2 separate regions of the Homo sapiens genome follow, and region 1 is linked to region 2. Evidence: chromatin loops called from intact Hi-C (ENCODE). Cell type or tissue: A673. All regions are shown on one strand. Links, peaks and the distances in the headings refer to the core of each region. The heading gives the core; the rest is flanking DNA. Region 1 has its middle 23 kb from the start of LINC02191. Region 2 has its middle 30 kb from the start of ZKSCAN2.

Evidence for each region. Hi-C counts contacts between places; a loop is a spot of excess contacts. Peaks named below come from ENCODE experiments on the same cell type or tissue, not always from the same donor. Only the 100,000 strongest peaks of a DNase experiment are listed, where the experiment ranks them.
Region 1: it touches region 2 in a loop (2.4-fold over the local background); 1 of 110 quality-filtered maps calls a loop at or near these places.

Annotation. Positions count from the first base shown.
Region 1 is chr16:25,448,702-25,463,991 of GRCh38, reverse strand. It overlaps the pseudogene CYCSP39. Among named protein-coding and RNA genes, the nearest start is that of LINC02191, 23 kb to the right of the region's middle. In A673, for the core only: no CTCF peak of the experiment used is centred there; a DNase peak (open chromatin) is centred at 6,161; H3K27ac peaks cover 377 bases.
Region 2 is chr16:25,280,032-25,295,321 of GRCh38, reverse strand. No RefSeq gene overlaps it. Among named protein-coding and RNA genes, the nearest start is that of ZKSCAN2, 30 kb to the right of the region's middle. In A673, for the core only: no CTCF peak of the experiment used is centred there; DNase peaks (open chromatin) are centred at 5,651 and 6,011; H3K27ac peaks cover 2,500 bases.

The sequences.
Region 1 (15,290 bases), core at 4,768-7,267, 170 kb before region 2:
ATTTAAAAGATCCCTTTTCTGCTCAAAGAACCTCAGGTGAATTAGTTCAGTTGTCTGCAGCCAAGCACATTCACTAACTCAGACTTTACTATAGCTGCAGTGCCCACTATATTCTCAATACTTTAAATAATACTTTAAATACATTTATCTCATGGTATCCTCCCAATCATCCTGGCTCCTCAACCAGTAAGTGGAAGAGCTGAGAATAAATCCCCAGATCTGTGAAAACTCATTCTTTTTTTTTTGATGGAGTCTTGCTCTGTAGCCCAGGCTGGAGTGCAGTGGCGCGAGTAACTGGGACTACAGGCGCCCACCACCACGTCCAGCTAATTTTTTGTATTTTTAGTAGAGACGGGGTTTCACAGTGTCAGCCTGGATGGTCTTGATCTCCTGACCTCATGATCTGCCAGCCTCGGCCTCCCAAAGTGCTGGGATTACAGGCGTGAGCCACCACGCCAGGCCCCAAAACCCATTCTTTACTCATGAGAAAGTTTCTATTCTTCTGCAACCCTTTATTTTCTATCTGTAGCACGTGCAGTTTGAGCTAGAAAGATCTCCGAGTTGCTTTTCATTTTAAGTAAGTGTATAGCTCTATGTCCCAGGAGATTTTGTCCCATCACTGTAAAGAATTCAAGAAATCCCTCTTGGATATCTGACCTGGTGCCCAGCTTTTTACCATCCTAAGGAGACACCAGCGGAACGAGATTGGGGAGAGCCCCGCAGGTGACCCAGAAGCTTGACCACAAAGCCCATCAGTATTTCCCAGTACTGGACAGACTCCACAGTTACTCTCAATAACCCTGTGTGCACATTCCGCCTCACAAACACTTTCCAGATGAGCTTCCAGGGCTGGCTTTGACAGAGAAGCTGAAACAGAGGATTCCAATGTAAAAAGTGCAGAATTAGCATTGGGAAAACAGGCTATTCTCCCAACTCTGCTACTTACTGGATGACCCTAGGCAAGCCATATGACCTCTTCAATCCTCCGTGTCCTACCCTGAAAAACTGAGCATGGTAGGGCAGACCAAATGAGATAACACAAGTAGAAGTGATTTGAAAATTGAGAAGCATTGTACAAATGTGACGAGCTATCATTAATTTAGAGAGGAATCGAAGAATCTAAAACTGTCTTGCATTTGAATAGTGTTTCTTATTTTGCAACATGCTTTTCTCATTTTTGTCTTCACAGCCACCATGTGAGAAAGTAGGGCAGTTATTATTATCTCCATTTTTACAGATGAGGAACCAGAAGGAAAAGTGACAAAGCCAGCCCTAGAAGCCAGGCGTCCTGATTTCCAACCCCAGACTCACTCCTGTATATTTGTAGGTAATTGGTCCCTACCCACTGTGCAGATGACACAGGCAAAACAGTAGAGTACACCTGTCAGTCATAACGTTGAGAGCTGTCTGCAGGGTTTGAGCTCATTGGAAGATATTTGGCCTGCAATGCTCATTTTGGACTAACAAGTGGGCTTTCTAGGAAAAAAATAGAGAGTTACAGAGTTTCTCAATTGCAATGGAGGGCAGGTTAAAAACCAGAAATAGATAAATGTTAAATGCTGAAAGAGATTCAGTGTACATTTTTAGAGCATGTGCCCCAATCCCGTCATCTTCTTTCTGCCATCCTACAACTCGAGTCAGCATCAGCTGTGAGATCTGCACTCTGCGTATCAACAGCGGCAGCATTAGACTATCCCTGGAGCCATCCTGCAGAAAATTAATGTCCAAGTAGGATGCTCAGGTTGAGGTTCACAGACAAATTTGTTTTTATCATCGCTATTGTAACAATTATGAAGAGTAAATTTCAGGTGCTTTGGCTTTTAAAGAGCACTTCTACACCTGCTGGAGTTTCAAAAATAAGCCTAGAAGGTAGATTGATACCATTCTTAGAAATGACTTCCCAAAGAAGATGTGACTAACGAGGTTTTATTATTTGAATCGTGAACAAACCCAATCATCCTGTTATGTCACTGTGATAAATTGGATTATTGTCCAACATATCCTTCTGAGGCAGAATAGACTTCAGGCTTGGCCATTTGTTTATTTTACCCCACAAATTATGTGTGCTAGTTCCAAGCCAAGGCCTGAAGAGGCACCATGTATTTCCATGTATCCTCTTCCTGCAACATGACCTACCACAAGAAGAGACGCCCGAGGAACTGGCTACTCCAAAGAGGATGAGGACACTTGGAGAAAGCCTGAACCCAAACTCCATCCTGCTGCTCAAAGCATGGAGCCCTAACTTGAACAAATTGCAGCCACGCCATAGACCCATAAGCATGAAATAAATGCTGGATATTTTAAGCTTCTGCTTTAGGGATAGTTTGTTATACAAAATATTGCTGCAAATAATTGACTGATGCAGTTGCTTTCACCAGAAGCAGTGATTGTAAATTATAAGGCCTATTTGTTTTGTTTTGTTTTCTTTTGTTTTGTTTTAAGATTCTTGATTTTTTCGCAGGTGGCAGGTAAGAATTTCTCTACAATATATGAAGCAAGAAATATTCTATTTCTTTATCTCCCTGATGACATGTCCAAGACCCCTCAGTAGTAGACTCCCATCACAATATATGATCTCATAAAAAGTCTTGGACATATGTATCTCCAGACTCATGGAGGAAGGACCAAGGCAAGAGGGTCCCTATTTTTGTCATTGCCCCTTCACTACTCTAGAATTTCATTGTATTCATTGCTACTGTAGGCAAGTTCAGAAATCACACTGATGAAATGGAGATATAACTTTTTACTGCTTGACACTATCCAGGATTTGACCAGGTTAGGCCGAGTTGAGAGTCCTTGGATGATATTGAGTCTGACATTAAGAATAATTTGGGCCAGCTGTGGTGGCTCATGCCCGTAATCTCAACATTTTAGGAGGTCAAGGCGGACAGGTCGCTTGAGCCCTGGAGTTTGAGACCAGCCTGGGCAATATGGCGAAGCCCCATCTCTACAAAAAATACAATTATTAGCCGGGCACGGTGGCTCTTACCTGTGGTCCCAGCTACTCAGAAAGCTAAGGTGGGAGGATCACCTGAGCCCAGGGAGGTTGAGGTTGCAGTGAGCTATGATCACACCACTGCACTCCAGCCTGGGTGACAGAGTGAGACCCTGTCTCAGAAAAACAGAAAAAGAATAGTTTGGGCCAGGCGCAGTGGCTCCCACCTGTAATCCCAGCACTTTGGGAGGCTGAGGCAGGTGCATCACTTGAGGTCAGTAATTCGAGACCAGCATGGCCAACATGGTGAAATCCCATCTCTACTAAAAATACAAAAATTAGCAGGGCGTGGTGGCAAACTTCTGTAATCCCAGCTATTCGGGAGGCAGAGGCAGAAGTTGCAGTGAGCCCAGATTACACCACTGCACTTCAGCCTGGGCAACAGAGCAAGAATCTGTGTCAAAACAAAACAAAACAAAACAAAAGAATAGTTTGATGGCCATATAGTTCACAGAGTTTATACTACGTCTAGATGATCTGAGGAATTCAAAGTCAGCTCTGTGTTTCTCCATTTGTTCAAGACTACTTGTATGCCTCTCTGAAAAAAAAATTTTTTTTTTTTGGAGACAGAGTCTAGCTCTGTTGCCCAGGCTGGAGTGCTGTGGTGCTGTCTCAGCTCACCACAACCTCCACCTCCCAGGTTCAAGCAATTCTCCTGCCTCAGCCTCCCGAGTAGCTGAGACTATAGGCGAGCACCACCACACCCATCTAATTTTTGTATGTTTAGTAGAGACAGGGTTTCACCATGCTGGCCAGGATGGTCTCTATCTCTTGACCTCGTGATCCTCCCACCTTGGCCTTCCAAAGTGCTGGCATTACAGGTGTGAGCCACCACACCCGACTAATTGTCTCTGAAAATTTTATATTTGTGTTTGTTGAGGTCCAGCATGTTTCATTTCCTTTTTTAAATTTTAGATTCAGGGGTCCATGTGCAGGTCTGTTACATGAGTATATTGCAAAATGGTTAGGTTTGGGCTTTCAGAAAACCAATCAACCAAATAGTTAACATGGTACCCCATGAGTAGTTTTTCAACCCTGTCTCTCCTCCCTCCTCCCTCTTGGAGTTCCTAGTGTCTATTATTTCCATCTTTGTGTCCATGTGTACTCATTGTTTAACTTCCCCTTGTAAGTGAGAACAAGTGGTATTTGATTTTCTGTCTCTGAGTTATTTCACTTAGGATAATGGCCTCTAGCTCCAACCATGTTTCTGCAAAGGGCATAATTTTATTCTTTTCTATAGCTCTGTAGTATTCAATGGTGTATAATGTGGTATATAACACATTTTCTTTATCCAATCAACCACTGATGGACACTTAGGTTGATTCCATGTCTTTGCTATTATGAATAGTGCTGCAATAAACATACAACTCCTGAAATGTTTCATTTTATTTTATTTTATTTTATTTCGTTTTATTTTATTGAGATGGAGTCGTGCTCTGTCACCCAGGCTGGAGTGCAGTGGCACAATCTCAGCTCACTGCAACCTCCATCTCCTGGGTTCAAGCTATTCTCCTGCCTCAGCCTCCTAAGTAGCTAGGACTACAGGTGCCCCCCATCACACCCAGCTAATATTTGTATTTTAGTAAAGATAGGGTTTCACCATGTTGGCCAGGCTGGTCTGGAACTCCTGACCTCAAGTGATCTGCCCACCTTGGCCTCCCAAAGTGCTGGGATTACAGGTGTGAGCCACCGTGCCCGGGTCCTGGAATGTTTCTTATCAAGTGTATGGCTGTCTCCATGGCCAAGCATAAATGTCAAGTTCTTTTGCATGCCTATAAATGTTCTTCATGATCTGACCCCTACCTACCTTAGTAGCCTCATTTCTCACTCTTTCTTGTGGCCACAGTATGTTTCATTCATCATGAACAACCTTAATATGCCTTATTCTATTGTTTGCCTTTTATTTTTATAGATGCCTTCCCCTTTGTTGGGATATGCATCTGGACATTCCCTTCTTATCTTCAAGATCTATTTCCAATAGCTCCTTCTTTTTAATAGGGCAAGGACTAAGATGAGGCAAGTGAGGTGTCCGAAGTGCTAATTTTGTGCCCCTCAGCACCTCCTTTGCCCTACCCCGCACCTAGCCCAGCTCTTTAATGCCTCCCCAGATATACTCCACTCCTTCCCCAAGAACAGTCTGTCATTCCTTCCTCGTGAAAACTCTGTACCTTTCCTCATTATAGTATTGATTGCACTGGGTTGCTTTTTTCTTAGAACAGAGACTATGTTTTATCATCTTTGTAACACCAGCACCATGACTGGCATTGTGTGTTTGATGAATAGTAAATTCATGGCCAATCTATATGAGCATTTCCTTTGTTCCAGGCATGATTCTATGCACTTTACTTGAGTTGACTTATTTAGCCCTCACAACAACCTGTACAAATATTACTACCTCAGTTTTTATAGATAAAGAACAGACTAAAAAGCACTAGGTAAATCCCACAACATCGCACAATGAGAGTGGCAAAAATTGGGATTTGAACCTGGGTCCTTCTGACGCAGGACCCTGTGTGGATAACTGAACAACGTGACTATTCCCACTATATTACACTGGATAAGAATCAAGGAGCAAAAGACTGTTTCTTTTATGTTATTCGGAATCTAAGGCAATCACTACAAAAATTTCTGTCTCAAGGGCAGGGAGGCTTTATGAGATGGGATGACACTTTGGCCTATTGTGCCGGTGAACAAAGTCTCCAAATGCTGACTCCTTGTCCAGTCTCCAAAGGCTCCAGTATTGGGGGAGATGAACCTGAGTGCTGGTCTCAATCTAGAAATGTAAAAACAAAAGGTCCGAGCAATGCTTTAGACAGCATTGACCAAGGACAATTATTGTCCAAAGGGATTTGAACCCTATCGATCAGCCAGCCGGAAAATTCTGCCTTGTTGGCTGGATCATTTGCTAGTCAGAGGTTATAGAGACAACATTCTCCTCTGTCAGCCCAAATCCATCAGCCATGAGCAGGGAGCACTGGCAGCTAGTGTGGCTGCTTCCCGCTCTGCAGTGTTAACTTCTTACATAGGACAACTAACTCCCCATGCTTTTACATTCTCTGCTATTCACAGTGTGTACCTGAAAACAGATAGTTGTTTTCTAGGTCAAAAAATATTCCTCATCACCATACCAGTGGGAAATTGATGCCAAGCCAGAAGTCCCAAATTCAAATGCTTGTCACATAAATGAAGGAATTTGGCTGAGTGAGGAGTAGAGTAAACTATAGGCCATATGCTTGTTGCTTGCTTGCCTGCCTGCCTGCCTGCTTCCTTCCTTCCTTCCTTCCTTCCTTCCTTCCTTCCTTCCTTCCTTCCTTCCTTTCTTTTTCTTTCATTTTGAGACAGAGTCTTGCTCTGTCACCCAGGCTGGAGTGCAGTCGTGTGATCTCGGCTCACTGCAACCTCCACCTTCCAGGTTCAAGTGATTCTCCTGCCTCAGCCTCCCTAGTAGCTGGGATTACAGGTGCATGCCACCACGCCCGGCTAATTTTTTTTGTATTTTTAGTAGAGACAGGGTTTCACCGTATTAGCCAAGATGATCTTGATCTCCCGACCTCGTGATCCGCCTGCCTTGGCCTCCCAAAATGCTGGGATTACAGGCGTGAGCCACTGTGCCTGGCCCACATGCTTTATTAATCATACCTTTTTATTTTCTGTGTTTCTGATGCTTTGACAGCTCAGGTCTTGCTGACCCTGGAAAGACTGTCTCTCCCAGGTACTGTCAATTCCTAGAGATAGTAAATGACTCACCTGTGAGCTCCTTTTATATGCAAATTAACCAATCCAGAGTGGATACCCCCAGACATCTCCGTTGTACCCCCGAACACCAGATCCTTTCACTCTGGGCCACTATTCCCTGCCCTGATCACCCCAGAGTCAAGCACTAGACAACTAGGGACAACCCCTACACCCCAAAGCCCATTGAAAGTATTCCCACTAGCCAATTCTAAACCTGCTCACCCTGCCCTGCCTCACGTTTGACCAAGGAAACCTCAATAAAGATTCTTGCCTAAATTTTCCCTCACTCTTTCTACCTCCTGCCCAACCCTAGTACCTCTGGGCTCAAGCGATCCTCCAGCCTCAGCCTCCAAGTAGCTGTGACTTCAGGCACAAACCCCACCCAGCCACAAACTGCATTTTCAATAGCAATCATCCCCAATCTGTTGGCCTTACCATATGTGAATAATAATAATCAAAACCTACATTTAAAAACATATGCCCACATAGAGGGAAAGAGTCCCTACTCGTTTCTTGATGATTATTGCCAGCCACGAACCAGCCCAATAATACATTCTGATTTTTTTTTAATATAAAGTCTCACTCTGTCACCCAGGCTGGAGTGCAGTGGCATGATCTCAGCTCACTGCATCCTCACCTCCTGGGTTCAAGCCATCCTTCTGCCTCAGCCTCCTGAGTAGCTGGGATTACAGGAGCCCGCCCACCACCACGCCTGGCTAATTTTTGTATTTTTAGTAAAGACCAGGTTTCACCATGTTAGCAAGGCTGGTTTTGAATGCCTGACCTCAGGTGATCCACCCACCAAGGCTTCCCAGAGTGCTGGGATTATGGGCATGAGCTACTGTGCCCAGCCCACATTCTGATTTTTTTTTTTTTTTTTTTTTTTTTTTTGCGACGGAGTTTCACTCTTGTCATTCAGGCTGAAGTGCATCGGCATGATCTCAGCTCATTGCAACCTCCTCCTCCCAGGTTCAAGGAATTCTCCTGCCTCAGCCTCTTGAGTAGCTGGGATTACCGGTGCCCACCATCATGCCTGGCTAATTTTTGTATTTTTGGTAGAGATGGGGTTTCACCCTGTTGGACAGGCTGGTCTGGAACTCCTGACCTCAGATGATCCACCCTCCTCGGCATCCCAAAGTGCTAGGATTACAGACGTGAGCCACTATGCCCGGCCTGTGACTTTTTTTTTTTTTAGAGAAGCTAGAAGCCTGGATTTTATTAGCCTCCGAAGGTTTAATGTTGATTTAAAATGTTGTGTTGTTCATGTGTGTACTGAAACACTGGAGAGCTAAGGAAAAAGAAATAGAAAATGGAACAGCCAAGCAGAGTTGCAGCAGAATATCACCTACATTTTCCCATGCCTACCCCACTGAAATTGGCCAGACTAGCATAAACACATAGTTCTAGGTCTCAGGAACAATGTCTTTGATCATTACAAAAGGAAGTCAGTTGGCTGTAAGTATTTGGCTTTATTTCTGGGTTCTCTATTTGGTTCCACTGGTCTATGTGCCTATTTTAATAACAGTACCATGGTATTTTGGTGACTATGGCCTTATGGTATAGTTTGAAATCAGGTAATGTGATGCCTTCAAATTTGTTCTTTTGGCTTAGTCTTGCTTTCGCTATGCAGGCTCTTTTTTGGTTCCATATTAATTTTAGGACTGTTTTTTCTAGTTCTGTAAAGAATGATGATGGTATCTTGATGAGAATTGCATTGAATTTGTACACTGCTTTTGGCAGTATGATCATTTTCACAATATTGATTCTCCCCATCCATGAGCGTGGGATGTGTTTCCATTTGTTTGTGTCATCTATGATTTCTTTCAGCAGTGTTTTGTAATTTTCCTTGCAGAGGTCTTTCACCTCCTTGGTTAGGCATATTCCTAAGTATTTTATTTATTTATTTATTTGCTTATTTACTTATTTATTTTTGCAGCTATTGTAAAGAGGATTGAGTTTTTGGTTTCATTCTCAGCTTCGTCCCTATTGGTGTATAGCAGTGCTACTGATTTGTGTACATTGATTTTGTATCCTGAAACTTTACTGAATTCATTTATGAATTCTAGGAGCTTATTGGATGAGCCTTTAGGGTTTTCTAAACTCAAGTTTGTATTTTCATAATGTTACTCCTTTATCATAGGAATCTTTCAAGTTTATTCACATTTGCATCCTGCTAAATGACAATTCTATGTCTTCACTCTATGTTCAATTGATTCCATCATTTTCTGGCAGTCATTTAGGCCTCAAGTTTTCTTTTCTAAGATTTATTCATTTTAAATTAATCTATACAATGAACAACAAATTCTTTGTAGAGTTTGTTTGTTGGTTTGCTTTTAGTAAGATACTTCTAAGGCCTTGCATATCTGGAAATTGTCTTTCTATTGCTTTCAAATTTAAATAGCAAATTTACTTTTGAGTTACAATCTTTTCTCCTCAAAATTGTATATGGGCAGTTTCCTCCAGGATATACTGTGAAATGAAAAAGCCAGGTAGAGAAATGTGTCTATATCATACCACCATTTCTCTAAAAAAAAGGGGAGATACGAGAGACTGGAGACGTCCAGCTTCAGAGCAGGAACCTTAGTTGCGCCAGCAACGAAAAACAGAACTAAATATGGGTGATGTTGAGAAAAGCAAGAAGATTTTTGTTCAGAAGTGTGCCCAGTGCCACACCGTGGAAAAGGGAGGCAAGCATAAGACAGGGCCTAATCTCTTCGGGTGGAAGACAGGTCAGGCCATTGGATTCTCTTACACAGACACCAGTAAGAACAAAGGCATCACCTGGGGAGAGGATACACTGATGGAGTATTTGGAGAATCCCAAGAAGTACATCCCTGGAACAAAAATGATCTTTGCCGGCATTAAGAAGGAGGCAGAAAGAGCAGACTTGATAGCTTATCTCAAAAAAGCTACTAATGAGTAATAATTGGCCACTGCCTTATTTATTACAACACAGAAATGTCTCGTGACTTTTTTATGTGTACCATACTTTAATAGATCTCATACACCAGAATTCAGATCATGAATGACTGACAGAATATTTTGTTGGGCAGTCCTGATTTAAAACTAAGACTGGGTTGTGGTTAAATGAATATGTTCAGTTTTTGAATTGTAATAGTAATTCCAATTCAGTAAATGCTATCACTGTTTACCCCTACTAAAGATAGAACTAGACTTTGTTAGTAATGTTCAACTTTTCGCAAAGATGGTGAGTGCCATCTTAAAACTTACTGGAGATTGGTTTTATATTTAGATTTATATAACTGGTTATGTGAATATATTTAAATACTGGGGAAATTCCTTCACTGTCTCAGAACCAAGGAAAATTCACCTGTGTTTTGTGTTCATTTGCCTCTTAAAGGCATTGTTGAAGATAAATAAGGTAGCAATGTCTACTTTATATTTTTGGGCTTAACTGTGCCAATCTAATTAGAATTCCCTGTATTTAAAATAGTTCCTTTTATTTATTGAAAGGCATTTTAGTGTGGTTTATGTGTAATATCAAAGATTATTTAACACTTCTCACATTTTATAGATCTGTAAGGTCACATGCATTTAAAATAGTAGCAAGTTAAACTTCACTCTTGAATTCTTTACAATCTAAGTCAAACTAAGTTATAATTTAGGGTTGTCTTTAAACAGCCATTCAGAAACATAAAACTGTAGAACTGCTGTGTGTGATCGGGAATGGTGCTTTTGCCAACTCAAAAGGATTAAAGTAGAGGCGATATACACAAATTTTAAGATTATGTGTGATCATAAGACTTAAGATAATTAAAAAGAAAACCACAGGGGAAAAAAAAGAAAAGAGGAGATGCACACATGTACACAATATATCTAATTAACGTGTTAAAGACATATACATTATAATATGTTAAACTGTGTTAATTAATATAATGTGTTAATATAGTATTACATGTTGCATACTGAATAATATTAAATTAGCATATGTTAATGTTATCACACAGTAATATATTGTTTTATACATTTATTGTTATACATTATAGCATATTATATTATTGTTTGTTAAATGTATGAAATTAACATATATGTTAAAAACAGAATAAACCTTAACACTTAAAATGTTTAAATTAAAAAAGAGAGGAAATATTTTGAAAGATTCGGGGGTTGAAAACAGACTCCTTTGAATGGACCTGGTATTATAGCTCTGTCTTTGAAGCTATGTTTGTACTTTACATAATCATAAAACAAAATTAAATAAAGAAAAATACAATCCCCAGACTACAAAAGTACATTTAAACAGATGAACCAAGTTGTGAACTCAGTAGGTAACCTAACCTCACAGCAAAGGAAATAGCCCAAGTGGCTCTAAAACATAGTAATTTAACTCTGCGTCTCTAATGGAATAGATCCTAAGAACAAAAGAAAAGGCAAAGAAAGTCTTAAATTGTTTCCAGTAATAGCACAGCATTGTAGGTGATAGTGTTGATACTGTTATTGTAAGATAATAAATCAAATGAGTAATTACATCGGTGTCATCAAGAACTGAGATTTGGGGCTTGGTGGGAAGGAGATACAGACATGAAATTGATGAGGTCAAATAAAATCCCTTAAGCCTGATTTTGAATTGGATATAAACTTATGATGTACTGTATCTAAAAAAATACATATGTCCTAGCCCTGTCCACCAAAGAGTCCTAGAAATAATAACTAACTCAGGGCACGGGGCATCCCGGGTACCCAGATCGTAGTCTTTCTTCCCACGAAAAAGAACCAAAGATCTTTGATCTTCGGAGAAAGGGTTGATTCTGTATCTGAGGGAGGAAATGTGTAAGTCTGAAAACATCCTGTTGTACAAGAAAGCTATCATAGACAACTAAATTAATCCTTCATTGTTTTTTGGCACTTAATCTGAGGTCAGCCTTCATTTCTTACTTTGCAGATAGTTTATTTCCCCGTCCTGCTTGACAGTTGAAGTATTCTTTATCTTTCAGGTTATATCTAGGAGTTGGGCTCTTCATAATTTTTCTGCTGTCTGAATGGGTCTTTTATTTTTGCTAGTGGAATTTATGTAGAATGTTACTAATGCTCCTCATTTCATGATAGACCTTCATTGTTTGTGTGGTTCTTACATTATATGTTTATTTATTGCCTTTTATTCTATATACTCTTCAGTTCCTCTCTACGTCTTCCTCCCTTTGGCAACGATTTGAATGTGTTAGATGTGCGGTCTTCTATTTTCTATGTCCTTGTAAAACTAGTAGTGTTGTTTTATGCATACATATTTTTAATTCACATAAATAGCATCACGCTGTGGACCTCATTTGATTCTTACATTTTTACACTCAACTACACATTGCTCTGGGTGCATTTCATCTGTTGCTTCTGACCTGAACATCATTACACGGTGTGCATACCATGCCTTTTGCTTATCCGTGTCTCGTTGATTGAACCTAGATTCATTTAATCATAGCCTTTAAATCTCCACTACCACAAACAACACTTTGATGAACGTTCTCAGAGTTGTCACCTTAAAAACCTGTGTGAGTGATAACTTCTCTGCAAAAACATCCGTAAGTGAGAATTTTTGGTCATATGAGACCTGTATATTTAATGACGATGTATCACTGGTGTGTTCTCAATGGCTGTGCCAGTACAGTATTCACAAGCAATGCATGAGGGTTATAGTGTCCCCATCTCTGACAAGTCTTTTTCAATCTTACATCCTGACTGTGCTCTATGCAATCTTCTATATTTTTTGAGTATTTATTTACCTCTTTTGTTTGTGTCTTTTCTTTGATAATTGAAAATTATTCAACAGCTGAAAGTAAGTTATTTGTCCACTGTAGTTATCAACTTTCATTTAATATTCTTACTATTTTATCTTGTTTTCAGTTCTTAATCCTTATCATTTTTTTCTAAGAACTAGAAAGCTTCTAAAATGTATTCTTTTTATTTTCAATTAAATTTCCCTCTCTGTCAGTTCTATACTTTACTGTTTCTAATATACTATTTAAAAATATATCCTATCAAAATGTAAATTGGTACAGCCATTATGGAAAACAATATGGAGGTCCCTCAAAAAATTAAAAATAGAACTACCATATGATCATGCAATCCCACGTCTGGGTATATATCCAAAGGAAACACTGGTCATTAGAGAAATGCAAATCAAAACCACAATGAGATACCATCTCACGCCAGTTAGAATGGCAATCATTAATAAGTCAGGGAACAACAGATGCTGGAGAGGATGTGGAGAAATAGGAACGCTTTTACACTGTTGGTGGGAGTGTAAATTAGTTCAGCCATTATGGAAGACAGTGTGGTGATTCCTCAAGGATCTAGAACCAGAAATGCCATTTAACCCAGCAATCCCATTACTGGGTATATACCCAAAGGATTATAAATCATTCTACTATAAAGACACATGCACATGTATGTTTATTGCAGCACCGTTCACAATAGCAAAGACTTGGAACCAACCCAAATGCACATTAATGGTAGACTGGATAAAGAAAATGTGGCATATACACACCATGGAATACTACACAGCCATAAAAAAGGATGAGTTCATGTCCTTTGCAGGGACATGGATGAATCTGGAAACCATCATTCTCAGCAAACTAACACAGGAACAGAAAACCATACACCACAAGTTCTCACTCACAAGCGGGAGTTGAACGATGAAAACACATGGACACAGGGAGGGGAACATCACATACTGGGGCCTGTCAGGGGGTGGAGGGCTAGGGGAGGGATAAAATTAGAAGAAATACCTAATGTAGATGACAGGTTGATGGGTGCAGCAAACCACCATGGCACGCGTATACCTATGTAACAAACCTGCACATTCGGCACATGTATCCCAGAACTTAAAGTATAATAAAAAAAAAAAAAAAATGAAGTCAGTATCTCAATGAGATATTTACATTCCCATCTTCATTGCTACATTATTCACAATAGCCAAGATATAGAAAAAACCTCCATGCCCATTATCGAATAAGAAAATGCAGTAAGTATATATATGTAATATATGTAGTGGAATATTATTCACAGAAAGACAAATACTGCGTGATCTCAGTTATAGGTGGAATCTAAAAAAGTCAAACTCATAAAAGCAGAGATTAGAATGGTGGTTGCCAGGGGCTAAGGAGTTGGGGAAATGGGGAAGTGCTTGTCAAAGAGTACAAAGTTTCAATTATGCAGAAAAGTCCTGAGAATCGAATGTACAGTATGGTTACCATAGTTAATAATACTGTATTGCACACTTAAATTATGCTGACAAAGTAGATCTTAAGTGTTCTCAACACAGGGGGAAAAAAGACAACTATGTGAGGTGATGAATATGTTAACTAGATTGAGTGTGTTCATCATTTCACAATGAATATGTACATCAAAACGTCATGTTGCACACCTTAAATATATATAATTTCTATTTGTCAATTATGCTTCAAAATGCATGAGAAAAAAATTTTTGAGTTGGCTCAACTCCTAAGCCTGAACATTCTCTTAATACTACTCTCTTCAACTGCTTTGGCTTGTTTTCTTTTCCTGAATCCAGCCATATCTGATTTAATGAGAATGAGATAATTAACTGTATGTGTAAAATTTGGCTGTATAGTTATGGTGCTATTGTAGTGTGTTTGTTAAAATAAAAGTTTTTGGCTGGGCACAGTGGCTCATGCCTATAATCCCAGCACTTTGGGAGGCTGAGGCAGGCAAATCACTTGAGTTCTGGAGTTTGAGACCAGCCTGGTCAACATGGTGAGATCCTGTCTCTACTAAAAATACAAAAATTAGCCGGGCATGGTGGTGCACGCCTATAATGTCAGCTGCTCAGTAGACTGAGGAATGAGAATCACTTGAGCCTAGGAGGTGGAGGTTGCAGTGAGTTGAGATTGTGCCACTGCACTCCAGTCTGGGTGACAACGTGAGAACCTGTCTCAAAAAAGAAAAAATAAAATAAAAGGTTTTAAGTCTAAAAACACCGGGGCCTGTTGTGGGGTGGAGGGAGCGGGGAGGGATAGCATTAGGAGATATACCTAATGTTAAAGGATGAGTTGATGGGTGCAGCACACCAACATGGCACATGTATACATATGTAACTAAGCTGCACGTTGTGCACATGTACCCTAAAACTTAAAGTATAATACAAAAAAAAAACTAAAATAAAATACATTTACCCTATCTTGTAGTATCTCACTTTTATGCTGAATCTTTTATTTCTAACTTTCTCACAGCCAGATTCTTCTTCACTAAATTCTTATTATGCTATTTTGAATTTCATGTTTCATAAAATGCAAGCACTTTTACATTTTGGATGAACAAAATAGAAACTTTCTAAAACTGACTTGTTTCTTTCAGTAGGTTTATAATACTCTCTTTTACTTCTTGTTTATTTTACATCACATATTCATATGTATATTCATATTTCTTACATATCTTCCCTTTTTCTGAGCTTTGTATGGTGAATAGAATGGTTTTGTCACCAAACATGGTGAATCTATTGTTTTTGGATTCCATATCTTTCCATTTGGATGCTTTCAAAATATGCCTGTCAAATCATGTGCTAGAAGGCTGATAGCAATAGTTGAAC
Region 2 (15,290 bases), core at 4,422-6,921:
GTTTTTGTTTTTTGTTTTTGAGACAGGGTCTCACTCTGTCACCCAGGCTGGAGTGCAGTGGGGCAATCATGTCTCACTACAGCCTGGACCTCCCAGATTCAAGTGCTCCTCCCACTTCAGCCTCCAGAGTAGCTGGAACTACAGGCACACACCACCACACTCAGCTATTTTTTTATTTTTTGTAGAGACCGGGTCTCACTATGTTGCCCAAGCTGGTCTCAAACTCCTAGACTCAAGCGATCCTCCTACCTCAGCCTCCCGAAGTGCTGGGATTACAGCCATGAGCCAACACACCCAGCCAGTTTTTGTACTTTTGCTCTGGCTCAGCAATTTCTCAGAAAGCAAGCCCACGGGGAAATGAATTGCTTTGTCTCATCCAAGTATAAAGTACAGCTGGACTTTAAGTGCCTTGTTCAAGTCCTGCCTCCATCTCTTGCTGGCTGTGGGATCTTTTTTTTTTTTTTTTTTTTTAAATTTTTTTTTTTTATTATACTCTAAGTTTTAGGGTACATGTGCACATTGTGCAGGTTAGTTACATATGTATACATGTGCCATGCTGGTGCGCTGCACCCACTAACGTGTCATCTAGCATTAGGTATATCTCCCAATGCTATCCCTCCCCCCTCCCCCGACCCCACCACAGTCCCCAGAGTGTGATATTCCCCTTCCTGTGTCCATGTGATCTCATTGTTCAATTCCCACCTATGAGTGAGAATATGCGGTGTTTGGTTTTTTGTTCTTGCGATAGTTTACTGAGAATGATGGTTTCCAATTTCATCCATGTCCCTACAAAGGACATGAACTCATCATTTTTACTATGCAGCCATAAAAAATGGCTGTGGGATCTTAGACAAGCTCCTTCACGCCTGTAGGATCAGTCTCCTCCTCTGTAAAATAAGTCAGTTCCTTCCTGTAAGAGATAGCTATGTATACGAGAAGCACTTAGGAAAATGCCTAGCACGTAGGGAACACTCAAAAACTGTTAGGTATTAAGGGAAGCATCTGCTTACCTGCCTTCCCTGGCATGAATGGCATCCTTCACTTTCAATCAGATCTATAATTTTATTCATTTTTTCCTTCACTTCATAAACACTTTTTTGTTTTCTTTTTTTGAGACAGAGTCTCGCTCTGTGCCCAGGCTGGAGTGCAGTGGCACGGTCTCGGCTCACTGCAAGCTCTGCCTCCTGGGTTCACGCCATTCCCCTGCCTCAGCCTCCGGAGTAGCTGGGACTACAGGCGCCCACCACCACGCCCAGCTAATTTTTTGTATTTTTAGTAGAGACGGGGTTTCACCACTTTAGCCAGGATGGTCTCGATCTCTTGACCTCGTGATCCACCCACCTCGGCCTCCCAAAGTGCTGGGATTACGATCATGAGCCACCGCGCCCGGCCAACACTTTTTTTTTTTTTTTTTTTTTGAGATATAGTCTTGTTCTGTTTCCAGGCTGGAGTGTAGTGGTGCAATCTCAGCTCACTGCAACCTCCACCTCCCAGGTTCAAGCAATTCTCCTGCCTCAGCCTTTGGAGTAGCTGGGATTACAGGTGCATGCCACCACGCCCAGCTAATTTTTGTATTTTTAGTAGAGATGAGGTTTCACCATGTTGGCCAGGCTGGTCTCAAACTCCTGACCTCAGGTGATCTGCCTGCCTTGGCCTCCCAAAATGCTGGGATTACAGGTGTGAGCCACCATGCCTGACCCAGTAGTTCATTTCTAAAATGTAAGTCAGAGCACATCACTCTTAGGTTCAGAAAAATCCAGTGGTTTTCCATCTCTGCTTCAGCCACACTCACTTTTTTACCAATCCTTGAAATAACCTCAGGGCCCTTGCACATACTGTTCCCTCCTCTAGATCCCACGTGGCTTGCTCCCTCAATTCCTTCAAGTCGGGATTCAAACATAACCTCCTCAGTGAGGTTTTCCCTGAACACTCTCCTTTAAGAATCCTCCCTTTCAAGAGAGAGCCCCCCCACCTCCTGACTCCCTTCTTGCTTTGTTTCTCTCCGCTGTATTTACTGCCTTCTGCTATGTTCTGTCTCCCCAATGAGAATGAAGTTCCATGCGGTGGGGGCTTTTGTTTCTGTTCACTACTCTATTCCCAGTGCCAGGAAAGAACAGTGTCAGGCCTTTGATCAATGTTTAGTAAATGAATGAATGTGGTGGCACACCAAACAGCTAAAGCAGAAGAGAAGTTGTCACAAGACTGATTACAAGGGTCCTGTGGGTTAAGAAGACTGAACCAAAGCCTAAATCCTGTGAGGAGCCCCAGAGGCACTCAACAGAGCACTTTCTGATCAGATTCGTGCTTTAGAACCATCTCACTGGGTGAAACATGGATTCGAGACTGAGGGAGACCAGGAAGTGCAGCAAGACCACTTCAGAGATTAACGCTGTGATCCAGATGAGATGTTATGAAGGCCCTAATGAGGACAGTGGCCATGGGGTAGGGCAGAGGAACAGAGCAACAAGTGTCTAGAGCAGGGGTGTCCAATCTTTTGGCTTCCCTGGGCCACATCAGAAGAAGAATTGTCTTGGGCCACAGCAGCCAAGGGACCACCATTGGCAGCAGCACCAATAAAACAGGAGCTGGGCCAGGTGCAGTGGCTCACACCTGTAATCCCAGCACTTTGGGAGGCTGAGGCGGGCGGATCACCTGAGGTCGGGAGTTTGAGACCAGCCTGGCTAACATGGTGAAACCCCATGTCTACTAAAAATACAAAATTAGCTGGGCATGGTGCTGCGCACCTGTAATACCAGCTACTTGGGATGCTGAGGCAGGAGAAGAATTACTTGAACCCAGTAGGCAGAGGTTGCAGTGAGCTGGGATCGTGCCACCACACTCCAGCCTGAGCTGTGAGTGAGATTCCGTCTCAAAAAAAAAAAAAAAAAAAAAAACAAAGAAAAACAGGTGCTGCAGCAGCAGTTCCCACTCAAGCTGCACAGGTCCCAGGAAGGGTCTGAGATGAGAGAGACAAAGTCCTAGCCAATACTAGATACCCAGAGAGGGCAAATAGAAAGCCTACTTTCTTGGCTGGGCGCAGTGGCTCATGCCTGTAATCCCAGCACTTTGAGAGGCTGAGGTGGGCAGATCACAAGGTCAGGAGATCGAGACCATCCTGGCCAACATGGTGAAACCCCGTCTCTACTGAAATACAAAAAATTAGCTGGGCATGGTGGTGCATGCCTGGGGTCCCAGCTACTCGGGAGGCTGAGGCAGGGGAATCATTCGAACCCCGGAGGCGGAGATTGGAGTGAGCCGAGATTGTACCACTGCACTCCAGCCTGGTGACAGAGTAAGTCTCTGTCAAAAAATAAAGAAACAGAAAGAAAGAAGAAAAGAAAGGAAGGAAGGAAGGAAGGAAGGAAGGAAGGAAGGAAGGAAGGAAGGAAGGAAGGAAGGAAGGAAGGGAGGGAGGGAGGGAGGGAAGGAGGGAAGGAGAGAAAGAGAGGAAGGAAGGAAGGGTCCAAACCCACTGCCTGAAGCAACACCTGCTGCCTGCTGCAGGGTCCATCATTCAATCGTTTTAACAGTGACACTAAAACTAGATGGGGAAAGTGTGACAGTCAGTATGTAGAGGTAATTCAAACTCAAACGCAACAGCTCAAATTGATGAGCAGAGAAAGCACACCAAGTAGGTACACAGGTGGTCTCAATGAATTCATTTAGATAATATACGGGACTTTGGAACAGGTCCAAGGTCATGATGCTTGCACATTGCTCCATGAGTCTTAAAGATGTAGCCTTCTAAGTTGAACATCTGATATCAACCTATAATATGTTCCAAAACCTTCCCAAGACCTACTCTTCTGGGGCCAACTTTATCACCTAGTGTTGAAATAGTGTTTTTCAATGAATTCTTTATTAAACTTGTTTCTTGACATATGACCTGTCAACCAAGCGGGCTGCTGTCTCCTAAAATATAGATCTGGCTTTTCTAAGTCCCACACCTTGACTGGGCACTGCTTTGGGAAAGGTTTCTCTTTTGATGGATATTTTTTTGCTGAAATAGATCAAGTCCTTTCAGTCTGTCTTCTTGTCATCCCTGAAGCATTTATGCCTTGCTTAAGCCCTTCATTATAATCAGCTGTCCTTAGCTTGCTATTTCCTGCAAGGGCTTTGCCTCAATCATAGATGCATTAGAACAATTGCCCTTTTAGCTGTGGACCAAGTTATCTTTGGGGTGCCCTATGTAAATGAGAACACTTGAAAATGCTAATTTATAATGAGCCAAAAATTGATAACAATATCTCTATGAGTGAACTGGTGAGAAGGCCAAATGGATGGACGAGAGAGAACGTGGCTGGGAAAAAGGAGTGAGCTCATCAAAAGCACGGACAGGAAAAAAGTGAAGACAGAGAAACATGGGCAGGTCATGATTGCCACTGGGGGGTGGTTCGAGGCAGGAGAGCAAGAGAAAAAGAATAATGTTTTGTTACTGTCCTGACAGCCATGTAACGAATATAAGACTTGAAGTCCCCAAGGGGAAAAAGTGGATCTGATTAGAATAACTGATGTGATAAAGGATGGGGAAAAATTGTGTACATAAGAAAAGCACAGCCGAGCGTGGTGGCTTGCACCTATAATCCCAGCACTTTAGGAGGCCGAGGTGGGTGAATCACCTGAGGTCAGAAGTTTGAGACCAGCCTGGCCAACATGGTGAAACCCTGTCTCTACTAAAAATGTAAAAATTAGCTGGGCATGGTGGTGTGCCCCTGTAATCCTAGCTACTTGGGAGGCTGAGGTGGGAGAATTGCTTGAACCTGGGAGGTGAGCCTGCAGTGAGCTGAGCCTGGGCGACACAGCAAGACCCTGTCTCAAAAAAAAAAAAAAAGAAAAAGAAAAGCAGGCCAGGTGCAGTGGCTCACTCCAGTAATTCCAACACTTTGGGAGGTTGAGGCAGGTGGATAGCCTAAGGCCAGGAGTTCGAGACCAGCCTGGCCCACATGGTGAAACCCCATCTCTACTAAAAATACAAAAATAAAAAATAAAATTAGTCGGCCATGGTGGCAGATGCCTGTAATCCCAGCTTCTTGGGAGGCTGAGACACGAGAATCACTTGAACCCAGGAGGCAGAGGCTGCAGTGAGCCAAGATCATACCACTGCACTTCAGTCTGGGCAACAGAGCAAGCCTCTATCTCAAAAAAAAGAAGAAAAGAAAATAGTACAAAATTAAAAGGAAGAAGACATTAAGGCAATTAGAAATCCTGGGGAGTGTGAGAGAAGGAAAGCTTTCAAGAAAAAAATATAATCATAATACATCTGTTGGCTCTTCGGTGAACAATATTTACCAGTGACATAATTATAAATAACCGTATCATTGTATGAGAAGGATGGGAGACAGGCAGTATAAGAGAGCTAAATCCACCACCATTGTTTCAGAATGTAAATAGATAATATCTGAAACTGATGCATCTAGAAATACATGGCCAGGCACGGTGGCTCATTGCTGTAATCTGAGCACTTTGGGAGGCCAAGGTGAGTGGATCACTTGAGCCAAAGAGTTAAAGACCAGCCTGGGCAACATGGCAAGACCCTAACTCTATAAAAAATTTTTTTAAAAAATTAGCTAGGCCTGCTGGCATGCGCCTGTGGTCCCAGCTACTTGGGAGACTGCAGTGGGAGGATCGCTTGATCCTGAGAGCGCAAAGCTGCAGTGAGCCTGTTTGTGCTACTGTGCTCCAGCCTGGGTAATGGTTGGAGACCCTGTCTCCAAAAAGAAAAGAAAGGAAGGGAGGGAGGGAAAGAAGGAAGGAAGGAGGGAAGGAAGGAAGGAGGGAAGGAAGGAAGGAAGGAAGGAAGGAAGGAAGGAAGGAAGGAAGGAAGGAAACATAAGAAAGAAAGAAGGAAGGAAGGAAGGAAGGAAGGAAAGAAGGAAGGAAGGAAGGAAGGAAAGAAAGAAAGAAGAGAGAGAAAGGGAGAAAGAGGTAAAGAAGCTTGTGATTTATTCTTTTAACTGATCAAAGAGTTTAAAATTTTTACCTCCGCTGGTCATCCCAGCTAGTCAGGAGGCAGAGGCAGGAGAATCGCTTGAACCTGGAAGGCGGAGGTTGCAGTGACCCGAGATGGCGCCACTGCACTCCAGGTGGGCAACAGAGCGAGACTCCGTCTCAGAAAAAAAAAAAAAATTTTTACCTCCAGAGAGCAGGAAAGGAGGGGAAACAAGACATTGTTGCTTTTATTACAAGGTTTTTGGTGCCGCTTAATTTTTTTTTTTTTTTTTTTTTTTTTAGTTAGCATAGAATTTAGTGTCAGAAAAAAATTTTACTGAGCATTTGCACCATGCTAGGTATTTTCTACACATTCATTTAAATCTCACAACCACAACAACAAAAACACTTCCCTAGTGCTTACTATGTGCCAAGTACTGTTCTAAAAGCTTAACATTTATTATCTCATTCCATCTTTGCAATAACTTTATGTTAGTCTTATTTTGCCCACTGAACCAATGAGGAAACTGAAGCACAGAGGGAACAAGTAACTTGCCCAAGGTCATGAGATTGAGAGTCGCGGTGCTGGGACCTGAGCCTGGGTAACCTGGCTCCAAAGTCTGTGTTCCTAACCTCTACACGCTGTTGTGTTGTCTAGCAAAGCCAAGGCATAGATATTATTGTTGGTTTGTTGTTGTTGTTGTTGTTGTTGTTTGAGACAGAGTTTTGCTGTGTCGCCCAGGCTGGAGTGCAATGGCGCAACCTCGGCTCACTTCAACCTCCAACTCCCAGATTCAAGAGATTCTCTTGCCTCAGCCTCCTGAGTAGCTGGGATGACAGGCGCCCGCCACCACGCCTGGCTAATTTTTTGTATTTTTAGTGGAGACGGGATTTCACCATGTTGGTCAGGCTGGTCTCGAATTCCTGAACTCAGGTGATCCACCTGCCTTGGCCTTCCAAAGTGCTGGGATTACAGGCATGAGCCACCACGCCCAGCCCGGGCATAGATAGTATTATCTAATCCTTGAAGGTGAGGAAACATACAGAGAGAAAGCCACTTTTCTAAGATCACATAGATAGTATGTTGTGAGATCTGGTTTGACCATGGGTTAGATTGATTTTGACACCCATGCTTAGTCTCTCCATTGCATCATACACAACTGTGTTTACAAGAATGAGCTAATTGGGAAGAAAAGGAGGCCATCCACCCTCACCACTGCTATTCAACATAGTGCTGGAAGTTCTAGCCAGTGAAATAAGGTTAAAAAAAAGAGAGAGAGAATAAAAAGCACACTAATAAGAAGGGAAGGAAAAAAATGGTCCATATTTGCCAATGGCATAGCAGTCTACACAGAAAATTCCAAGGAATCTATAGAAAAACAACTGGAACTGGCTGGGCACAGTGGCTCACACCTGTAATCCCAGCACTTTGGGAGGCCGAGGTGGGCGGACCACCTGAGGTCAGGAGTTCGAGACCAACCTAGCCAACATGGGGAAACCCTGTCTCTACTAAAAATACAAAAATTAGCCAGGTGTGGTGGTGGGCACCTGTAATCCCAGCTACTTGGGAGGCTGAGACAGGAGAATCACTTGAACCCGGGAGGTGGAGGTTGCAGTGAGCCGAGACTGCACCATTGCACTCCAGCCTGTGCAAGAAGAGCAAAACTCCATCTCAAAAATAAATAAATAAATAAGTTCAGCAGGTTTACAGGATACAAGAGAAAGATACAAAATTATTTGTGTATTTATGTATTAACAATGAACACATGAAAACTGAAATTAAAAATATAATGCCTTTTATAATTGCTCAAAAGATGAAACAATTATGTGTAAATCTAACTAAATATGTATATGAATTACAGGCCAAAAACTATTAAATCAAAGATCTAAATATACAGAGAAACATAACATGTTCATGAGTAGAAGACTCAGTAAAGATGCCGATTCCCCCCAAATTGAGATGCAAATGTAACAGAATTCCTGTCAAAATTTCAGCAAAATTTTCTACAGATACAGACAAAATTATTCTGAAATTTATATGGAAAGGCCAGGCGCTAGAATAACCAAAACAATTTTCAAAAGACATTGATAAACGTAGAGGAATCACTCTACCTCATATCAGGACTTATTAGATGTAACTACAGTAAGGCCAGGCATAGGGACTCACACCTGTAACCCCAGCACTTTGGAGGCTGAGGAGGCTGGATTGCTTGAGGCCAGGAGTTCAAGACAGGCTTGGCAACATGGTGAAATCCCGTCTCTAAAATCTTGTATCTAAAAATAAAAGAAGAAAAATTAGCCATGTGCAGTGGCGTGCACCTGTAGTCCCAGCTACTTGGGAGGCTGAGGCAAGAGGATCACTTGAGCCTGGGAGGCAGAGGTTGCAGTGAGCCGAGATTGCACCATTGCACTCCAGCCTGAGTGACATAAATAAAACCCTGTCTCAAAATATATATATGAATAAATAAATAAATAAATATTAATAGAGGTAGCTACAGTAATAAAGACTATGTGATAATGGCAGAGGGAGAGACACAGAGATCAATGGAAATGAATAAAAAACCTAGAAATAGTGCCACATGAGTGCAACCAACTGATTTTTTAACACCCCTCTGCTTTTGCATCAACCAACTGATGTTTTACAAGATGCAAAAGCAACTCAATATAAGAAGTGTAATATTTTCTCCAAATGGTGCTGAAGCAAAAAAAAATTTTTAAGTACTCTGACCTACATCTCACACCTTATATAAAAACTAACTGAAAATGGATCATAGACTTCAACATAAAATGTAAAACTATAAATATTTTAGAAGATAACAAAAGGGGAAATCTTTGGAGCACATGAAGAACTCTTAAACATGACACCAGAAGTGTAATTCATAAAAGAATAAATTGATAAATTGGACTTCAAAATGAAAAACTTTTACTCTGTAAAAGACTTCATTAAAAGGATAAAAAGATAAGCTATAAACTGGAAGAAATTATTTGCAAATCACATATCTAACAAAAGGCCACTTTGGAATAAAGAACTCTCAAAACTGAACATTAAACAAATAATAATAATTCAATTAGAAAATGGGCAGCCGGGTGCAGTGGCTCACGCCTGTAATCCCAGCACTTTGGGAGGCTGAGACAGGCAGATCACAAGGTCAAGAGATTGAGACCATCCTGGCCAACATGGTGAAACCCCGTATCTACTAAAAACACAAAAATTAGCCGGGCGTGGTGGTGCGTGCCTATAGTCCCAGGTACTCAGGAGGCTGAGGCAGGAGAATCGCTTGAGCCCGGGAGGTGGAGGGTGCAGTGAGCCGAGATTGCACTGCTGCACTCCAGCCTGGTGATAGACCGAGACTCCTTCTCAAAAGAAAAAAAAAAAAAGAAAATGGGCAAAAGGCGCATTTCACCAAAGAGGATATACAAATGGCAAACAAGCACAGGAAAAATGTTCAACATAATTTGCCATTAGGAAAATGCAAATCAAGACCACAATGAGCTATCAATACTCATCTATTAGAACATTTGAAATAAAAAACAGTGACAGTATCAAATGCCAGCAAGGATGTGGAGAAACTAGATTTTTTGTATATTTCTGGAGTGTAAAAATGGTATAGCCACCATGGAAAAATAGATTGCCACTTTCTTTAAAAAAAAAAAAAAAATACACTTACTATATGACCCAGCAATTGTACCCACCCCTGGGCATTTACCCCAAAGAAATGAAAACCTATGCCCACACAAAAACTGATCTGTGATTGTTCGTAGCAACTTTATTTGTAGTAGCCATCTTTACATCTATGAGCATATTTATCTCCCACTTGTAAGTGAGAATATGTAGTCTTTGGTCTTCTGTTCTTGCATTAATTTGCTTAGGATAATGGCCTCCAGCTGTACCCATGTTGCTGCAAAGGATGTGATTTTGTTTGTTTGTATGGCTGCACAGTATTCCATGGTGTATACATCTTCTTCATTCAGTCCACCACTGATGGGCACCTACACTGATTCCATGACTTTGCTGTTGTGAATAGTGCTGTGATGAACCCATGCGTGCATGTGTCTTTTTGATAGAACAATTTATTTTCCTTTGGGTATATACCCAGTAATGAGATTGCTGGGTCGAATGGTAGTTCTGTTTTAAGTTCTTTGAGAAATCTCCAAACTGCTTTCCATGGTGGCTAAACTAACTTACATTTCCACCAAAAGTGTACAAGCATTCCCTTTTCTCCACAGCCTCACCAACATCTATTATCTTTTCACTTTTAACAAAAGCCATTCTGACGGGTGTGAGCTATTAATTGGTCTCACTGTGGTCTTGATTTGTATTTCTCTGATGATTGGCAATGTTGAGCATTTTTTTACGTCTGTTGGCTGCTTGTATGTCTGTTTTGTTTTGTTTTAGATAGAGTTTCACTCTTGTTGCCCAGGCTGGAGTGCAATGGTGTGATCTTGGCTCACTGCAACCTCCGACTCCCAGATTCAAGCGATTCTCCTGCCTCAGCCTCCTGAGTAGCTAGGATTACAGGCGCCTGCCACCATACCTGGCTAATTTTTTGTATTTTTAGTGGAGACGGGGTTTCACAACGTTGGCCAGGCTGGTCTCAAACTCCTGACTTCAGGTGATCTACCCACCTCTTTTGAGAAGTGTCTGTTCATGTCTTTTGCCCACTTTTTAATAGGGTCATTTGTTTTTTTGCTGGTTGAATTGTTTAAGTTTCATATTACACTTCTTTTGGATGCATAGTTTGTTAATATTTTCTGCTGTTCTCCAGGTTGTCTGTTTACTCTGTTGATAGTTTCTTTTCCTGTGCAGAAGCTCTTTCATTTAATTAGGTCCCATTTGTCAATTTTTGTTTTTGTTGCAAATTTTTTGAGGACTTAGTCATAAATTATTTCCCAAGACCAACATCGAAAATGGTGTTTCCTAGATTTTCTTCTAGAATTTTTAGTTTTAGGTCTTACATGTAAGTCTTTAACCCATCTTGAGTTAATTTTTGTATGTGGTGATAGAGGTCCAGTTTTATTCTTCTGCATATGGCTAGCCAGTTATCCCAACACCATTTATTGAATAAAGGGTCCTTTCTCGATTGCTTATTTTTGTCAACGATCAGTTGGTTGTAAACGTGTGGCTTTATTTCTGGGTTCTATATTCTGTTCCATTGGTCCATGTTTCTATTTTCATACCACTTCCATGCTGTTTTTGTTACCGTAGCCTTAGAGTATAGTTTTAGGTCAGGTACTATGATGCCTCCAGCTTTGTTCTGTTTTGCTGAGGATTGCTTTGGCTATTGGGGCTTTTTTTTTTTTTTTTTTGGTTCCATATGAGCTGTAGAATAGTTTCTTCTAGTTCTGTGAAGAATGGCTTTGATAGTTTGATAGAAATAACATTGAATCCATAGACTGTTTTGGGCAGTATGGCCATTTTAACAATATTGATTCTTCTAGTCCATAAGCATGGAATATTTTTCCATTTGTGTGTCATTTATGGTTTCTTTCAGCAGTATTTTGTAGTTCACCTTCTAGAGATCTTTCTCCTCCTTGGTTAGAGGTATTCCCAGATAGATATTTTGTTTTTGGTGTGGCTACTGTAAATGGGGTTGCATTCTTGATTTGGATCTCAGCTTGATCATTATTGATGTGTAGAAATGCTACTGATGTTTGCACATTGATTTTTGTATCCTGAAACTTTACTGAGGTCATTTATCCATTCTAGGAGCCTTTTGGTAGAGACTTTAGGATTTTCTAGATATAGAATTATATCATCAGGGAAGAGACATAATTTGACATATTCTTTCCCTGTTTGGATGACTTTTTTTTTTCTCTTGCCTGATTGCTCTGGTTAGGATTTCCAGTACTATTGTTATTGGAAAGTGGTCCCAATCCATATCCCAAGAGAAGGTTTTTGGATCTTGCGCAAGAAGGAACTCAGGGCAAGTGCATAAAGTGAAAGCAAGTTTAATAGGAAAGTGAAAGAATAAAAGAATGGCTACTCCATAGACAGAGCAGCCCTGGAGGCTGCTGGTTGTCCATTTTTATGGTTATTTCTTGATGATATGCTAAACGAGGGGTGGATTATTCATGCCTCCCCTTTTTAGACCATATAGGGTAACTTTCTCACATTGCCATAGAGTTTGTAAAATGTCATGGCGCTGTTGGGAGTGTAGCAGTGAGGACAACCAGAGGTCACCCTCGTGGGCATCTTGGTTTCGGTGGATTTTAGCTGACTTCTTTGCTGCAAATTGTGTTATCAGCAAGGTCTTTATGATCTGTACTTTGTGCCAACCTCCTACCTCATCCTGTGACTTAAATGCGTTAACTGTCTGGGAATGCAGCCCAGTTGGACTCAGCCTCATTCTACACAGCTCCTATTTAAGATGGAGTTACTCTGGTTCAAATACCTCTGACACTATGTTGAATCGGAGTGGTGAGAGTGTTGGCCCATAAATTTGTACAAATAAATGTTCACACTGCTCTGTGAAAAATAATAATAATAATAATTTGCACCCACCAAAAAAGTGCTGCTGCCTAAGCCTTAACAGCAAATCAACTCTTAATAAGCTAGAATCTCTGCGCATGGAACTCATGCATCAGATCCTCTAAGAAACGCTTACATGTGGAGATCGGGGGGAAAAGGAGGATCAAGCAAAAGAAGATTGGAAAGAAGTGGACCATGATAGAGGAAGGAAACCAGGATATGTGGCTCCTGGAAGCTGAGAGGGGGCTGTTTCAAAAGGGAGATAAGATACTCCTGCACTAGGATTTTGTGAGGACTGAAAGAATGCATGCCTATGGAAGCACTTTGTAAGCTGTTAATTGATGAACAAATACTACATGAAGTATTACTATCATCTTAAGGAAAAAAAATCATTCCCCCCTAGTCCAACATCTCTGTGCTTAGAGAAAGAACTTAGAAAAGCGCTGGGAGGGGTGTCCATCCCCAGCACTTATACTTATGAGAATTAACCAAAAATCTTTACAGTTATGAGGCTTAAACAAATTAATGTCCATTATGCTTAACTCAGTGCCTAGTACATCATCATCATCACCATGTAATAATAATAATGATGATAGCTAACACTTACATAGTGCTTCCTATGTGTTAGGCAATGTTCTAAGTGCTTTATATCTATTCAGGTAGCATTCAAGAATGATGAGCTATTGTTGTTTCTTTTGTTATTATTACTAATTCCAAATGGTTTGGTTTCCTTAGTGGGCATTAAGGGAGGGTATAGATGCTGGTTTGGCATTCCAGAGCCACTACTGTTCCGATGTGAGGTTAATGATGTCCCATGAGACCTCTCTGGAAGTAGCAGAGAAAGTGGGGAGGGGGCTTCCCTAGAACAGTCTACGGGTCTCCAGAACTGTGTGTCAGTTCTAGGGCCACCTGGCAGACAGCAGAACCGTCCTATGGGAGGGCTGTGCCCCACTGTGATAGCTGAATTCCTTCATGGAGGCTGTGCTATAGATCCGTTCAGAGCTATATGTGAAGGCATCTGGACATGGTGAGAACTTTATCTGGGCTCTTCAACTCAACTGTTATTTACTGACCACTCATAGGCACCAGTGTATTTAAGCCTGTCATTGACTTTGAGAAGTAGAGATGGTTATCACCATTCTCCAGGTGAGGAAGCTGAGGTTTACAGAGGTTAAATAACTTGCCCAAATTCACACAGCCAGTTAGCATCAGAGCCAGGACTGAAACTGGAATACCCTAAATTCAAGTTCTGACTTCGTCTCCCATGCATGCCACTTTTTTTTTTTTTACCAAGTTTTGAGGAGGTAGGGCTATGGCCAAATTTTAAAAACCAAAACCAAGACCTAGAAAGACTTCACCTTCAATATGCTAGTAGGGGAAGGGAAATAGGCAAAGGACATAGGAAATTTGCAGAAGAGGCACACAAACGCCAAAAAAAAAAAGTGAATAAATGCAAATATAACACACATTTAAAAATATACACACATCATTTTAAGCCCATCAGATTCATTTTTTAAATGTATAAAAGTCAGAAAATAACAAGCCTTGAAAAGGACGTGGGTAACACAACCCCAAGACACTACTGTAGATTTGTGCAATGACCCCAGAGAGCAAGGTAATTGTATCTTAAAATGTTCAAGAACTGCTCACTCCTGAATCGTTTGAACGCAAGAGGTGGAGGTTGCAGTGAGCCGAGATCACACCACTGCACTCCAGCCTGGGCCACAGAGCAAGACTCCGTCTCAAAAAAAAAAAACCCTCACTCCCTACAACCCAGCAATTCCACTCTAAGAAAAGTCCACAGAGAAACTTCTCTCACTTGTGCGCAAGGAGAAATATACAAGGATATTTCCAAAGGTAACGGGAAACAGGAAACTATTTAAATGTCCAATATTAGAAAATGGATACATAAAATGAGGTAAATTCCTACCACATACTCTCTAGCAGTTAAAGTGAATAGACTACATCAAAATATACCATATATGAATAGATATGAAATAGGCAGACTTGATGGGAAAAGGCAGGTTTGCAGAACGATACATGGACTATGATATCATTGACTAAGAGAAGTGATTTGTAGGAAAAGTATAGGTTCTTGAACTAGCACAGAGTGAAGAGGGGGCAGAGGATCTGTGGTTCAAACTTCTCAACACGTTTGTTTCAAAACTCTCCCCATTTTTTTCCAACTCCCTCCTCACTACTGTCTCCCCCTCCCTCCCTTCCTCTTTTCTTCTCTTAGAATCTCCTAATCTAGGTTCCATGAGTGGGTTTCAGAGAAACTGTAAATCCCCTAACATTTTAAGTAAAAATTTGTGTTTATGAGTATTTTTCTGGGGAATGGGTCCATGTCTTTCATCAGATTCTCAGAGAGGTTACAGTCCCACAAGAAGATTAAAATTCATGGAAAAAAATGTTCAGAGCATAAATGTAGCTTTGATGCAGTTTTACTAGTCTATCATGCCTTGGGAGTAGGAGTTATTTCTCATCAGAAGGAAAAAAAAATAGAGAGAGAGAAAAAAAATGTAAAGTGATTTGTTCTGACCCTGTTTCCACTCATCCTGTGCCCTGGGAGAAAATGCCCTGCCTTAAGAAATAGAAACATCTCCATCCTTCCTGGCCTGCCGGGCCGCTCATCCATCATCTCAGGCAGGCTCTGGGCAAATTCAGCCAGCTTCCTTTTCTGCCATTCGTGACCCTTTCCATCAGATGTCGGGGTCTGACTCTGGCCAGAGTGTTGATAATTATTAAGATTTTTCTAACCCAGCCCAACAGCCTCTGCACCATCAGAACACTCCAGCTAAGGAAACTACAGGAGATCAGGAAAGGGTTAATAGTTTTATAAAGGATGTCCCAGGAGCGTGTCCAAATTCATAGGTCCAAGCACAACAACAGG